2 separate regions of the Homo sapiens genome follow, and region 2 is linked to region 1. A link is a loop called in an ENCODE intact Hi-C map of the cell type or tissue named here. Cell type or tissue: Calu3. All regions are shown on one strand. Links, peaks and the distances in the headings refer to the core of each region. The heading gives the core; the rest is flanking DNA.

What was found. A loop is a pair of places that touch in the nucleus more often than their neighbours do. Peaks named below come from ENCODE experiments on the same cell type or tissue, not always from the same donor. Only the 100,000 strongest peaks of a DNase experiment are listed, where the experiment ranks them.
Region 2: a loop joins it to region 1, with 3 times the contacts of the local background. A loop is called at or near these places in 4 of 110 quality-filtered maps.

The regions. Positions count from the first base shown.
Region 1 is chr7:81,151,021-81,159,368 of GRCh38, forward strand. No RefSeq gene overlaps it. Among named protein-coding and RNA genes, the nearest start is that of SEMA3C, 240 kb to the left of the region's middle. RefSeq lists an enhancer at 4,908-5,052 and a cis regulatory region at 4,974-4,987. In Calu3, for the core only: no CTCF peak of the experiment used is centred there; no DNase peak of the experiment used is centred there.
Region 2 is chr7:81,443,172-81,451,519 of GRCh38, forward strand. No RefSeq gene overlaps it. Among named protein-coding and RNA genes, the nearest start is that of HGF, 320 kb to the right of the region's middle. In Calu3, for the core only: no CTCF peak of the experiment used is centred there; a DNase peak (open chromatin) is centred at 4,410.

The DNA.
Region 1 (8,348 bases), core at 82-8,081:
CCAGGAACACTGGATGTGCCCTGCTGAGCTGTTTGAATTCAATACAACTGCCAATGTGGTCAGTGGACTCTAGCTATTTGTGTTGCCACCACAATGTTCCAAAGGATTTGTAAACTATCAGACAGCACAGAAGCACAGGCTTGGGCAGGGGAATCTGACTGGCAGAGCAGAGGTCCCAAGCCCAAGCTGAGTCACATGCCTGCATCTGAGCTACCAAGGGCTTCTGATCCTTTCTGTTTCAGAGAAAGAGTCTTCACCAGGCCTCAAAAAGGGTCAGACTGCTCAGTCATAGGAAGAGCATTTTGATGCTCATCAGCCAAAAAGTAAAGAATAGCCATCTCACTGTTTCTCTCTTGTTGGTTTTGATTTCTTCCTCTCTACATATTTTTAACTTAAATGGTTAAACTCTTCTGAACAGCTAGCTAGACTCCTTCCTGAGTTTCTTAGGCATTGACAATGCTCTGTACTACTAATAATTTTGTTTTCCATAACTGTTCTTACTAAACATTTCAATGTTTCATTTCTGTATCTTATTTAGGTTTGGCTCATGATCAATAATGAAGAGTTGAATTGCACCAAGGTAATGCCTTCGTTATAAGATAATCTTAACAGCTGGATTTAGCTAAAAGTGTGAGGTTATGCAGATGGAAAAACTGATCTAGGATCCAATTATTAGGTAGCCTGCTTTTTATTAGTTATTAGGTATGATATTTAGTTGTTCCTAGTGAATCTTGACAAAGAATGTACTGTTGGAACACAAACAGCAGAAAATTGCCATTTGTTCTAAGACCTTGTTTGCTCTCTCCACAGTATTAGCACTAGCGTATCAGTGAATGTAACTCATCCTTGTTAGCTTCCTTGATCTTTTTCTTAGACAATTGTCTCTTCGTGCCTAAATGCATTTGTTCAGCTTTTAGTACAGGCATGCAAGACATATGCCCTTAAGCACACACACACACACACACACACACACACACACACACACAGGCACACATGCAAACACACACTAAGCTACTGTTTCTGCTCCCCATCTGTTGGTTACAAACGGAACTATATGCAGGGAAATTATAAACAGCAATAGAGCTGAACTCACCTCTTCATGAAAAACAGAGAAAAATTATATGGATTTGTCTATTCAAATAGTATGCGTTATGTCTATAAATGTTAACCCTTAAAATAAAGTTTTTATGTCTCCTATGTGGCATATAAATCAAGGTAATTACATTTATTATACAAACACCCTGAATCATTATCTTAAGAGCTAAAAGCATTTTGAATTACTGAGATAAAAGCAACTCAGATCATAGGACCAGGTCTTTGCTGTATCAATCTTATTTCTATCCAAATAGACTCATTTATCTCTCTTTGTTGATTAAGACACCCATTAGTAGAAAAGCATATCTATTGACTATATAAAAGAAGTTGGATTTATGAAGCTTTGGTAATTAGCAGTCAAGAGAATTAAAAATTAATGTTCATGCAAAAAAATTGGAAAGGGAAAGGAGAGAAGAGGAGGGTAGTGTAAGCAAATTAAGTCACTTTAAATTCATTGAAGAGTCTTATCTAATACAGGTTAAATTTAATAAATCATAATATCATAAGAAAAGCCTATCATTTAGAACTATACTGTTTATCTGAAGAATTGTGAATGGAAAAGTTCAAATATACTTACCCCTTAACCCTGAAGTTTTGGATTGATGTTTTATATACATGCAGAGAGAGAGAGAAGAGGAAGCAGACATATAAATGGTGATTAATTTTTATTTTTTAACTTTGAGATTTTATTGTTTTGTCTACATGTGTATATATTTATATGAAATGAAAATATGCTAAATGAAAATATGCTAGACAAAAACCCACAATAAAAAAGAAAAGCCAATCTTGAGGAAATAATTTTAATGAACAAAAATATTCACGGATAACAAACTGCATGCATCAAACTTTGGATTGGAATAGAAGAAAATGAGAACAAAACAAGGGGAGTACAATAATGGGTTTAACTAAGGAAATGATGGTATGATTATATGATTTACTTCTTTGTCATTATGAAAAATGAAGTATTTTATTTTATTTTATTTATTTATTTATTTATTTATTTATTTATTTATTTATTTATTTATTTTTGAGATGGAGTTTCACTCTTGTTGCCCAGGCTGGAGTGCAATGGCGCCACCTCGGCTCACTGCAACCTCTGCCTCCTGAGTTCAAATGATTCTCCGGCCTCAGCCTTACGAGTAGCTGGGATTACAGGTGCCCGCCACCGCGCCCGGCTAAATTTTGTATTTTTAATAGAGTAAAATAATTTTGTATTTTAATAGAGACAGGGTTTCACGATGTTGGCCAGTCTGGTCTCAAATTCCTGACCTCAGGTGATGCACCTGACTTGGTGCTGGGATTACACATGTGAGCCACTGTGCCCGGCTGAAAAATGAAGTTTTAAATGTAAGTTTTATTGACTGCATGCCAGTTAGACCTAGGATTGGACAGCACCACAGAAAATTCCCAAAATAAGTGATTTAACTAAAGAAGTTTAATTTCCTCAGCCATAAAAGAAGTCTGGGGGGGTGCATAGGCCAGGACTAGTATGGAGCTCAGTTTCCTCTCTTCCTACTGTCATTCTGAAAATATGAATGCATCCTCAAAACGTTGGCTGGTGGTCTATCGTTTTAAGAATTTTTTATAGGAAGCAGCCTTGCAAGGTAGAAACAGCATTTCTGTCCTACACAAAGGGTGTGCAGGTTCACTGACCATTATAAAAGTTTTAGGCTCTGTAAGTGTCTCATCCTCTTCTGGCCCTGTGGGAATTGGCACTCAGAAAACTGGGACAAGAAAACCACCTTTCTGTGGAAGGGTTTCTTTTTTGCTTTCAAGTAGTGCAAAATTTTAGAAACTTTGCAGTTCTTTACAGTCCAATACAACATTTCTGCTAACATCATTTTGTCCAGAATTTAGATAAATAAGCACATGGCCCAAGGGAGGCTGCAAATGTTATCTTTTGATTGAGCACTAAAATTAGAGCATTGTTACTGGGAGGAAGGAAAAATGGACTTCAGGGTAGGGCACAAGACGTCACCGCCATAGACTGAAAAATTTGTTCAAAATTTAGTGTTATGTGAAAAAAAAATATTTGAATAAGTAAACAGAAATAGGCCACAGATTTTTAAATGTATAGTAAGTGTTTACTGAGGTTATCTCTGGGTAATGAAGGTGCATTAATTTTCTAGGTGATGCTGTAGCGAGGTACCACAACCTAGGTGGCTTAAATAAGTGGAATTGGTTGTGGTATAGCTCTGGAGACTAGATCAAGTTGTCGGCACCACTGGCTCCTTCTGAGAACTGTGAGGGAAAAATCTGTTCCAGGCTTCTTCTTTTGACTTTTAGATGGCCATCTTCTTCCTGTGTCTTGTGAAAGGAAAATAAATCTCAGGACCCCAAAATCACCAAGCCGAAGGGAAAAGTCAAGCTGGAAACTGCCTCACACAAACCTACCTCCCATTTTGTTCCTAAATAAGATAGCTACGAAAAAGAAAAGGCCACATACCTCCCTCACAATTTGCCCACTAGGAAATTCCTTGTGGGCCCCAAGATCCTTACCCTAAAACAGTTCTGTTGAATTTCACCCTGACAATGTTAATTGATAACTTATCTTCAAAGGTATGGGAGAAAGGACAGAACTCAAAGTCATCCCTCTGCTCCCCTGAGACAAATGCATATCTGATTGCTTCTTCTGCCCTATGTTTATTTTATCTTATGTAAAAATACAGATTCACTGAGTTAGAAGAATGCATAAGTGACTATTCCTCTACCCCCCCACTTTCACATGCGAATGGCTGATCAAAGACTCAAAAGAATGCAACCATTTGCTCCTTATCTACACATACCTTTAAAAAATGTTTTTGTCTTTCCTCAGTATCCACCCTTTCTCCTATAAATATTTAAGCCCTAAAAATCAGCTTTGGAGAAAGGCACAGACATGTCTCCTTACCACGCATCCTGAACCTTGGCAAAATAAACTTCTAAATTGATTGAGACTTGTCTCATATGCTGTTTGGTTTACAGTCCTTTCACATGGAATTCTCTTTGGGTACATGCCTCTGTGTCCCAATTTCACTTTACTACAAGGACCCTAGACAGCCCATCCTAATAACCTCATCTTACCTTAACTTATTATATCTGTAATTAATCTATTTTTCAAATAAGGTCACCTTTTCAGGTACTAGGAGTTAGGATTTTAACAGATGGATTTTGAGGGACACAATTCAAGCCATAAGAGAAGGTATGGGTAACTTTTTTATTTGAATTTTTATTCTTTCCAAGTATCATTGTATTGCTTTTAGGTAATTTTGCTAATTAAAAGAAAAGATATAATTTTTAAAAACAAAAGTTCAAAGTGTCTTGTTTACTCATTATGCTTATATAATCCTATTAGTAACCTCAAAGTGTGATTTAATGTCAACCATATATTTTTTAGTCTTTAGTAAATAATGTTGTTTTGTAGTTAAATCAATAGATTTGTCACAACAGGTTGTGACACTACACCTCTCTTCCAGCACATTTTTGTGATGCATTTTGTTTTGTTTTGCCTGTTTGCTTAAATTTTCAGGGCTCTCTATATGTTCACAAAATTACTGCACATACATTCAGCCCATGGGCTGGCATCCTTCAACAGAAGTGGCTTCCAGTCTGGGACTTGTTAACCATTCATTATATTTCTGACTTCAATGCTGAATTGGTGGGAAATTATATCCACTAGGCTTCATTCCTAATGACACAGAGACACTGAGTGGGAGTTTGTGAGTGATGACTTTTCCAGTAGAATGTGAAGGTAATTGTAACAGTTTGACATAGAAGAACAGAGTGACTGCTTCAGGCATGAGGACATAGGGTACAAACCAAGATAAAAGGAAGACTTGGAAACAAAGGCTACATTCTGAACCAGTTCTTTCTAAGTACTTTACACTAGAGGAGAACTTGTTAATGAATAACCTCTATTGAATAGCTGCCATGAAAGCAAACAGAGAGCTATTTTACTATTAGTTACATTTTCATGCAAACGTTACTCATTTGTTCCTGAAAAACCAAATATTCCCTATCACCCTTGAAGTGTAGGATAGAAAGGAATGCTTAGGTAGCCAACACGAACCACTGAAAGAAGAGGTAGAAAATATGAAGAAAGCTGACCGCAGACGAGACAGTGAACTCCAAGGAAAAAAAAAAAAAAAAAAAGGAAAGGAAGGAAGCAAAGCCCACATTTAATGTAAAGAGATGTGTAGTTCATTGAACTAAACCCCAGAATAGAACATAAGAGTTAACACTTTAGTCAACATCAGGGAAATGGGATCATTATTACAATTCCCACATAACAATATTTATTTGTTTTAAATCCTGGTTACCATAAAAGGTTAGAGTTTTATATAAATGTTAATATTCTTTGTTTACCATCAGTAATATGATGGGAATCTTGAGCATCTAAGATTTAAAATCCCAGTTTAACAACTTAAAAATCCCAGATTAACAATTTAATACTGTGTTCATTGCTCTGTTTCAAGTTTGCTTTTTATTTATAAACAAATCCTAACTCTTTATTTCTCAGTAGAGCATCTATCATAATTCCAATTTATTTTCTTATCCTTCTATCAATTTCTGTATTTTTTTCTATTCCCTGCCACATCTTCTAATCATAGCTGCACATCTAACTTATGAGAGATCACTTGGAAAATCACAGGATTCCACAGGACCTGTCATTTTAATTAACAATACATTAGATAAATTCCAATTAACATTCACATTTATTGAGTTAATATGTTTAACAGTTTTTCAATTATTGGATTTTCCCATAATGAATAATTGAGTTTCAGTTTCCTAATGACTCCTCTCAAATTTCAAAAAAAAGTCAAAAAGTCAAATAGAACTTCCAGCTTTAGGGGTTCATGTATGGAACTACACAGTGCTATCTATATTTAAAATATAGAGCAAATTGGATGCTTTGTATAAACAAACCTTTACATTCTATTGGCTTCCGAGAGGCATAGTTCACATGAAATCTGAATGCATGTCCTTTATAATCTAGTCTAAGTGTCAGTTTGAAGACAAGATTCAATGTTAATAACTCAAACCAGGAGGAATTCATCATATTCCAAGTTAGAAAGAAGTGTATCTGAGAAAAATGAATCATATTTTAATCTGAACTCATGAATAATAATTTTAGTCCAAATGAGATGTTTTGATCTTGAAAAGAAGAGTTTAAGGAGGCAACAATTTGAAAAGAAATGCTACTGAAATGGCAATGTTCTGACATGATAGAATCTGTTAGGTAGCATTTCACTTCTACATTTCTCACCCCAACTTCTTTCCTTTTGATTTAAACATTGGCATACCTAGTATATGTAATGCCCTGAGCAGATTTTTTAAACATTCTTCATATTTCCATAACAAAACTATGTACAGTAATAATCTTGCAACAGTCACTAATAATCATTATTTAAATCACTCTTTAATTTAAAATTGAACAATTTAAAAGAGAAAAGAATCCCAACTTTAAAGATATATTCAAATATTTACTCTGTCATTAAGTATGTAATTCCTCCCCCCCCCCAAAAAAAAGACCCTTTCATGTTTAGTCTATTACACTTATAACATTGTAAATATAAGTAAAAGCTCTAACCAGTCACATGGAATGGCAGATAGTTACTCATGCTTCTTCACTTTTACAATCACTGTGTTTTCACCGTTTATTTAAAATCCACTGTTTAAATACAAGACTATGTAATACTATGGAGCATGAAGACAAGATGTGTACCAGAATGAACTTGAAGACTCTGAACCATTAAGAACTTAGTCTAGAAACAAACACAATCACTTCTCTGCCCTTTGGCTAAGATCAAGTATAGAAAAGAACACATATAGCTAAGTCCCTGTGTATGTGTATGTGTATGTTGGAGGGTGTAAATATAAAAGAAGGAGAAACTTCAGGAAGATTACAAAAGACAATTTGCCAGTAAATATTATTTCTGTGTTCATATAATGCAAGACATTTATATTTAAAGAGACCACTTGGTTTTCTAGGACTTAAAAAAAATTTTTTTTCAGGTCTTTTTCAGATCAACATTAAAAACAGGTCATAATATATTTTTATTTTCAACCCTGAAAAAGGGACCTGCTGAATTTGCATTAGTTTAGTTGCCAAAATAGATCAGAGGATGCTAATCCATGAGAAACGTGTCTCCTCCTCCCCTTTTTCCCTTCCTTTAAAACCAAGAGATGCATATAATTTAACCATGCTTGCTTTGGGTAACAAACAGCATGGGGTTGAAATGCATTGAGTCTGCTTTCTAAGGAAGTACAATACTTCACATTTTTAATGCATCACTGAACAGAGGTCAAGTAGGGTAGTACCAGCATAATATAGCACATCAAACTACCCGCAGTAAAGTAACTCAATATACCCTGTGTATATTTCTCCCACATTAGCAAGTGGGTCATCAATCTCTTAGCTAACTTAAGCCCAGTTGTAAATTTATGGTATTTTGCTTCCCAACATGTTCCTGCTCGGTTTTCATGATCTTCCCTAATATATGATCACTTAGCAAATACAAAAAGACAAGATATTTATTTTTGATTTCCAGATTAACTAAAAGTTATCATTATTCCCCACCAAGAATTCTGAAAAGCTAAATAAATTCTATGAAAAACAATTAGTGTTTATCTAACAAAAGAATTATTACCATCTAGCTTCCTCCTAACTTTCTTTGTAGCTATTTAAATAAAATTAGCAGCTGAGACCATCACTTTGAGGAGAAATGATAATTGTCAGATAATAGGATCTACATAATTCTTAAAATTTACAAAAATTTATAAAATTCTTATAAATTTAAAAACTGCATAAGAACAAATAAGAGAGAAATTCTGTGACTGTTAAAGTAGGTGTTTTATTTAATGTGTGTGATGAATAACCTAACTCCCTCAAGTTAATATATTTTTCTCGCTGTTTAGTACTTTTTGTGGAAGTGTTGATGTGTATTTCATTTTAAGTAACATAGAGCAACAGTGACATTACATTTCAATTACAAGTGAGAAAAATGGAAGGACGACTCTGTGGCTTATTTGAACTCTTTCATTATTTAGTTATACCACCCTATTTTGATACAACAATGGGAAGTTTTATGTTTAGAAGACTTTTATTCTGTCCTCCTTTAAGCATTTCGCACAGGCACATATATTTTTCTCTAAAAACACCCCTAGTAGGCATTTATTTCATAAACATTTGAGCATTACACATATATTGGGAGATAGGAAATTAGTAAGATAAGGTTCCCAGTTTTGAAAAGCTTGTAGTCTACTGGAGAAAA
Region 2 (8,348 bases), core at 266-8,265, 290 kb after region 1:
GTGTATATGTGACACATTTTCTTAATCCAGTCTATCATTGTTGGACATTTGGGTTGGTTCCAAGTCTTTGCTATTGTGAATAGTGCCGCAAAAAACATACGTGTGCATGTGTCTTTATAGCAGAATGATTTATAGTCCTTTGGGTATATACCCAGTAATGGGATGGCTGGGTCAAATGGTATTTCTAGTTCTAGATCCCTGAGGAATCACCACACTGACTTCCACAATGGTTGAACTAGTTTACAGTCCCACCAACAGTGTAAAAGTGTTCCTATTTCTCCACATGCTCTCCAGCACCTGTTGTTTCCTGACTTTTTAATGATTGCCATTCTAACTGGTGTGAGATGGTATCTCATTGTGGTTTTGATTTGCATTTCTCTGATGGCCAGTGATGGTGAGCATTTTTTCATGTGTTTTTTGGCTTCATAAATGTCTTCTTTTGAGAAGTGTCTGTTCATGTCCTTCGCCCACTTTTTGATGGGGTTGTTTGTTTTTCTCTTGTAAATTTGTTTGAGTTCATTGTAGATTCTGGATATCAGCCCTTTGTCAGATGAGTAGGTTGTGAAAATTTTCTCCCATTTTGTAGGTTGCCTGTTCACTCTGATGGTAGTTTCCTTTGCTGTGCAGAAGCTCTTTAGTTTAATTAGATCCCATTTGTCAATTTTGTCTTTTGTTGCCATTGCTTTTGGTGTTTTAGACATGAAGTCCTTGCCCACGTGTAATCTTAAACATTTCCCCAAGTACGACATGTATTTATTTGAAAATTGTGCGTGGGAGTGTGAGTGTATGGAGGTGGCGGGGGGGAGGGGGGGTTAAGGTATCATTCTAATGAACAGTAAAAAGAGAAACTAAATTTAATTATTGAATTGTGTTAAAAATGTACATTCTCTGTAAGTGCTACCAAGAACGGTAAAAAAAATGAAAATTTCCAAATATTATTTTTCTGATTCACTCAAAATTTATTTATTTTAATTTTTATATTATTATGGATACATAATATGCTAATATATTAATATAGTACATGTGATTTTTTGATACAGGCACACAAAGTGTAATGATCAAATCAGGGTAGCTGGGAGTATCCATCACCTCAAGAATTTATTATTCTTTTTGTTAGGAAAATTCGAATTCCACCCTTTCAGTTATTTTAAAATATATAATATGTTATTGTTAAGTATGGTCACCCAAGTATTCTTAAGAGTATTTTTCCAAAACCAAGCAGGGAGAACAAGTTTACATGGCTATTACGATGATATAAAGATATGAAACTGTGAAAGCATATAAACTTGATAGGAATCATTTAATAAGGGCATACGGTCACTCGTTTTTAACCAATTAGGATTAAGAAACAAATGAGATTACTCAATTGGTCAGGGTCTATGTTTTTTTTCTGTGAACATTTACTCATTCATTTCACAAATATGCGTGAGATGAAAATACAGTGAAGAAGAAAGTTGAGGTTCTGATGCCTGCAAGCTTAGACTCTAGGACTCTAACATAGAGCTAGGTTAATAACATCATTTTGATCGAACTACTGTTGACGTTTAGGTGATTTATTTCCAAGACTCTGTGGCAACTTCCACTTTTTAGTAAAGGGACATTTCTTTGGAATTTTTTATTTTTATTTTTAAAACAGAAGACATTATGGGGAAATCCTGAGTAGAAGCCTCTTCTGCCTCCACTTGGGTTCATCTTCAAGAAGGTACCCTCATATCATTAACAGGCAGGAAACTTAACTTCCCGAGCGCCTGTCATAAGAAACTCTTCCCTAGCTATCAATGGAAGAAGAAAGGACCCAGAACACTAGCAAATCTCTTATTCTGTGATTCCCTAGTTTTATGGGAGCCCCTTTTTATTTATATTAAAATATCTTAACGGAGAAGTTAGGATGGGAGATAATTTTCATTTTTTAAGGCTCCAAATTGTATTAAATTTCTATTCAAAAGTTCATTGCTGAATCACTGCCTTGGAGTCAGAGTATTTGTTCCAAATTATTGATTTGGTTAAAGAGATCCACAGAGATGAGCAACTTATTGATTCCATGAAAATACCTTTGGTTCTAATATTTCATATTTTTTCACATTGGTGGAAAACAGGGACTTGGGACATATGTATGTTTTCTCCATCTAGCTTTCTGTAAGACTCAAGGCTCTCCTAATACATATGCTCTGCTTTCTACTTACGATCTTTTTCTTTGGAAAATATCTTTACAATATCAGCTAAATGAGATTAGAAATAAGATATCAAATTCATCAGGAACTCCATACTGAATAGATAAGAGTCTGCTTTCTCATACCAATAATGTTGGTGCCCAACTCAGTAGAAACAAATAAATAGGGTAAGTGTCCAGTAATTTACTTTTCAATAGTTATTTGTATTTCAGATCTTTACTCTGGCTCTTTCATAAGCAGCTTTCACATCAACATAGCTGAAATTCTTATCTAAAATCCATAAAGCCCCTGGGAGAATGAAGGTTAAGGAAAATGATTTTAAGGGAAACCACATCTTTCTCTTGAAAGTGATTGTATCTCTTAAGAGTTTTATATAAATAACTCAATCAAAAGCTCACCTATTTGAAGGCTTTTTTTTCAAGGCGCAAATATAAGATTAACTTCATATGGTTTATTTATTTTCACTTACTTGTTTACCTATCATTTTCTAAGTGCCCCAAATATATTCACCTCTCAAGGCTTGCTGCTTTCTGGACATAGGTATGTACAGAGAAGTCAAACAGTAAGTAGATTGCACCTACAAGAAATTGGCTCTTGATTAGCTCTTTGTAACCATATAGTTGGCGACCTCCCAAAAAGGAGAAAAGAAATGTAAACTCTGTTTTGCTATATGTTTCTATGTATCTTCTAATTAGATGTAATTAGTCAAAAGGCCAAGAAGTTTCAGACATGTCACCAACATGAATGAATATAACATTTTGAGTACATTATAAATGGAATGCATGTGTACTAAATGTAGGTAGAGGGAACTTATTTTAAAATCACTAGTCATATTTAAAGTAAACTTTAAAATAGTAATATTGTCATCATACAACGTATTACCTATAGATGTTACAACTCTTTTAGTTTTTGGAAGAGGTTACAGAAAATATCAGCCAAAGGAAATAGGAAAAAAAGTTAACATTATATGTTTACACTGGTTAGCATATTTGTCCCAGAGAAACAAGGCATATTTGAAGTTCTTCAAGCAGATCAGCAGGCCCAATATTTTAGGAAGGTTGGGTTTTGGCTTGGGGCTCTTTACCTCTCTTGAGACACAGAGCTTCCTGAAATTTACAAGGAGTGTTGTTCCTCCTACTCAGGAAAATGAGATGTATGTATACACACATAAAATACTTGACAGACTTTGTGAAACTCAGATTATCTGGTTTAGAAAAAAGATAGAATCAGATGCACATAATACTTTCTAATGCACATGCTCAATTTGTACATCTAAAGACAATGATAATTTCAAGGTTAAAATCATGTGATTTGCTAAATATTTACTGTTTTATATTAAGGAGGAAATCTAAAATTTGAAAAACACTTCGAGTTTAAAAATTGATCAACTATTTTGGAAAGCAATTTGCAAATGTGGATCAATAACTTTTGAATGAGCATGTCTGCTTTCAGAAATGTGTTTTAGAAGAATAATCTTAAATGCAGATTCATGTACAAAAATCACAACAATAATACATTATATATCAGAGAGTATGTATTTAGTATTTCCTGTATGCTAAGTTGTTTCTTCTCTATGTGTTTTACTCGCTAAATCAACAGCAATTGCCATATAGATGCTATTGCCTACTATTTTAAGAAAAAAACCATGACGCTTACAGGTGTTAATAACTAGCCCCACATTTCAAATGCTAATTGTCATAGTTGAGACATGAATCTAGGTCTACCTGAACTTTTGCTCTTACGGTACACTTTTTAGAGCATGGTTTCTATTAAAAAAATCAGAAGCAGCATAAATGTCCAATATTCATGGGAAGTTTAGGCACCACATAACTGTAGCTATAAGATGGAATACTTTTAAAAAGATAAAATAGATTTAATCAAACATTTTAATACTGTGAAAATTCTTAGGTCATAAAATTAAGCACATTAAAACAAACTCAAAAATATACGTGCCCTATGAACATAGTTTTATATGAGACTGACGACATTTGTCAAATATTAGTAAAAATTGCTTTTGGATTTTGCTTCTTTTTTCCTGTACATCAAAAAAATCATGCAGTGCCCTTCTAATAATAAATATAAACATTTTAACTATTTTTGTAATTGTTACTGATTTCAAAATTCTTTAACCATCAAAGAGGGCCCTTAAATTTGAAACTGACAGCAGAACTACGTGCAATGTCCCTGATAAGAAAGCTGAATGTGCTCCCTAGTGGCCACTGTGTTGTTAAAGTTCTCTGTTGTACTACTCCCTGTGAGGGATTCGTATTTACCTTCATCTGCTATGTGATGGTGGTGGGAAGGAACTGGGCATCACAAGACCAGGATAAACTGGCTGTGTTTTCTAACCAGGAAATAAGTTGTTTGGAGCACTTTATTTGTACGTCTCCTTGGGGAAAATTTAAAGTCTGATCAATCCATTTATACATAAATATTTAGCAACATTTAAAATTGTACTAACTTCTCTATTTTGTCTGCTTATATTTTAACACGTCTTTGTTTTGAGGACAGCTTAGCTTTTTTGCTACACAAACTAAATTCAGTGCTATTTATAGTACTTTATTTCTGAAGCCAATCTATATTTGAGGCTAAAATGTGGTCATTGAAATGATGAAAAGAGCCATGAAGTGATGATATATAAAGACATACGTAGGCTGGTCATGGTGGTTCATGCCTGTAATCCCAGCACTTTTGGGAGGATGAGGCTGGAGGATGGTTTGAGGCCAGGAGTTCTAGACCAGCCTGGACAACAGAGTGAGGCCCTGTCTGTACAAAAAGTAACAGTAAAATTAAAATATTAGCCAGGTATGGCACCTGTAGTCAGCTACTCAGGAGGCTGAGGCAGGAAGATCACCGTTGCATCTATCTTCTGTTCCAGGCTACAGTGAGTTATGATCGCACCACTGCACTCCACCTTGGGTGACAGAGTGAGACCCTCCCTTTAAAAAATAGACACAAATATCTAAATGGTGAATAAATGCATGTGCATAGTATAGAAAACCACAATACCTTAATAACATATATTACATTATTATTATGAATATAATTACTTGAACACAGGAAGAGACATAGATGTACTCTTGGTTGGGAAGATTCACATTATAAAGATATTATTATCCCCAAATTCAAATCAAAAGATAATATATGTCATATAAAAATCAAATAGGAAGCAAGGCTTAGGTTTAGGTTGGGGGCTTTAAAGTCTGGCTTGAAGTCTTAGCTTTAATGCCCACTTGCTGTATAACTCTGGAAACGAAACATAACAGTTCGGAGTCACAATATTCTTGTTTCTATAATATTGATAATAACAATATAATGTTTACTTTGGAGAATTATGAGATTTAAATGAATTCCAGGAATACTTGGCACAAAGAAGAAACTCAGTAAACGGTACAAAGATAATTATTAATTTTAACTCATTTGCATTCAGAATTCTAATAAAGTTAATTTGTTTTCTGAAAATTAGTAAAATTTATCTTGAAGAATAATTACTTAGAATAGGTAAGATATTCCTTAAAAAGAATGAAAATGGAGGAAAGTTGTCCTTCCCAATAATATATGTACATAAGGAATCAGCGAATGTATCTTCAAATCTATGAATTAGAGTAATATTTTGCTGATAAAAAGTTAGGTAGAAATGTACAATACAGTTGTATCTTAGCAGAGAGTTAGGTTCTAAAGCCAGTGTGTAGATCTAAATTTACTTATAGTGAACCTTATCTGTAAAAATCTCTCAGGAATGTGTTATGATGGAAACAACAGCCCTGAGTAAATTAGTTAATTTCTATATAAGGAGAGTGTTTTTACAAAACATACATTCTTCAACTACTAGACCAAACTTAGTGTTGGAAGAACTCACTAAAAGTGGCACTGAGTGGTCTTATGAACTGAGACCAATGGAGGAAACAAAGAAAATGGAAAGGCATTTCTTGTCTACTCTGAGTCAGAAACATTCTGCTGATTGAGCAGAAATGCCTGAATTGTTTATATATTTTCTTAACTTTTGTTCTTCCAAGTTATGTATATTTCATTTTCAAAAAGTTAAATGTATGTATAGTGGAGGGGGATCTTTGAAAAAAATGCAGAACCATATCATAATATGCTATTTTAAAAATACTGGTAGTGAAGACAAAGGGCAAATAATCTTGGGAGTTTTAGGGCCCCGCCCACTGCCGGTTCCTCCCCATACTACCATAGCTGAGGCTCTCTGGAAAGTGCCACCTCCTGGCAGGAGGCCAAACAGCACAAAAATAGAGCATTAAACCACCAAAGCTAAGAACCCTCATGGAGTCCATTGCACCCACCTCCCTGCCACCTCGACCAGAACAGGCACTGATATCCAAGACTGAGAGACCCATAGATAGTTCACATCACAAGACTCTGTGCAGACAGCCCCCACTACCAGCCCAGAGCTGGATAGACTGTCTGGGTGGCTAGACCCAGAAGAGAAACAACAATCACTGCAGTTGCACTCACAGGAAGCCACATCCATAGTAAAAGGGGGAGAGTACTACATCAATGGAACACCCTGTGGGACAAAAGAATCTGAAAAACAGCCCTTAGCCCTAGATATTCCCTCTGACAGAGCCTACCCAAATGAGAAGAAGCCAGAAAACCAACCCTGGCACTATGACAAAATAAGACTCTTCAACACCCTCAAAAAAATCACACCAGTTCACCAGCAGTAGATCCAAACCAAGAAGAAATCCCTGATTTACCTGAAATAGAATTCAGGAGGTTAGTTATTGAGCTAATCAGGGAGGAACCAGAGAAAGGCAAAGCCCAATGCAAGGAAATCCAAAGTATAATACAAGAAGTGAAGGGAGAAATATTCAAGGAAATAGATAGCTTAAAGAAAAAACAATCAAAAGTTCAGGAAACTTTGGACACACTTTTAGAAATGTGAAATGCTCTGGAAAGTCTCAGCAATAGAACTGAACAAGTAGGAGAAAGAAATTCAGAGCTCAAAGACAAGGTCCTCGAATTAGCCAAATCCAACAAAGACAAAGAATAAAGAATAAGAAAATATGAACAAAGCCTCCAAAAAGTCTGGGATTATGTTAAATGACCAAACCTAAAAATAATTGGTGTTCCTGAGGAAGAAGAGAATTCTAAAAGCTTGGAAAATATATTTGAGGGAATAATCGAGGAAAACTTCCCCAGCCTTGCTAGAGACTTAGACATCCACAAAGAATAAGCACAAGGAACACCCAGGAAATTCGTCACAAAACGATCTTTGCTAGGCACATTGTCATCAGGTTATCCAAAGTTAAGATGAAGGAAAGAATCTTAAGAGCTGTGAGACAGAAGCACCAGGTAACCTATAAAGGAAAAAGTATCAGATTAACAGCAGATTTCTCAGCAGGAACCCTATAAGCTAGAAGGGATTGGGGCCCTATCTTTAGCCTCCTCAAACAAAACAATTATAAGCCAAGAATTTTGGATCCAGTGAAACTAAGCATCATATATGAAAGAAAGATACAATCCTTTTCAGACAAACAAATGCTGATATAATTTGCCATTACCAAACCACCACTACAAGAACTGCTAAAAGAAGCTCTAAATCTTGAAACAAATACTGGAAACACAACAAAACAGAACCTGTTTAAAGCATAAATCACACAGGACCTATAAAACAAAAATTAAAGTTAAAAAAGCAAAAACAAATAACAAAAAAACCCAAAGTACACAGGCAACAAAGAGCACAATGGATACAAAAGTACATCACATTTCAATACTAACATTGAATGTAAGTGGCCTAAATGCTTACTAAAAACATACAGAACCGCAGAATGGATAAGAACTCACCAAGAAACTATCTGGTGCCTTCAGGAGACTCACCTAACACATAAGGACTCACATAAACTTAAAGTAAAGGGGTAGAAAAAGGCATTTCATGCAAATGGACACCAAAAACTAGCTGGGGTAGCTATTCTTATATCAGAAAAAACAAACTTTAAAGCAACAGCAGTTAAAAGAGACAAAGAGGGACATTATATAATGGTAAAAGGCCTTGTCCAACAGGAAAATACCACAAATCCTAAACATATATGCACCTAACACTGGAGTTCCCAAATTTATAAAACAATTACTAATTGACCTAAGAAATGAGATAGACAGCAACACAACAATAGTGGGGGACCTCAATACTCCACTGACAGCAGTAGACAGGTCATC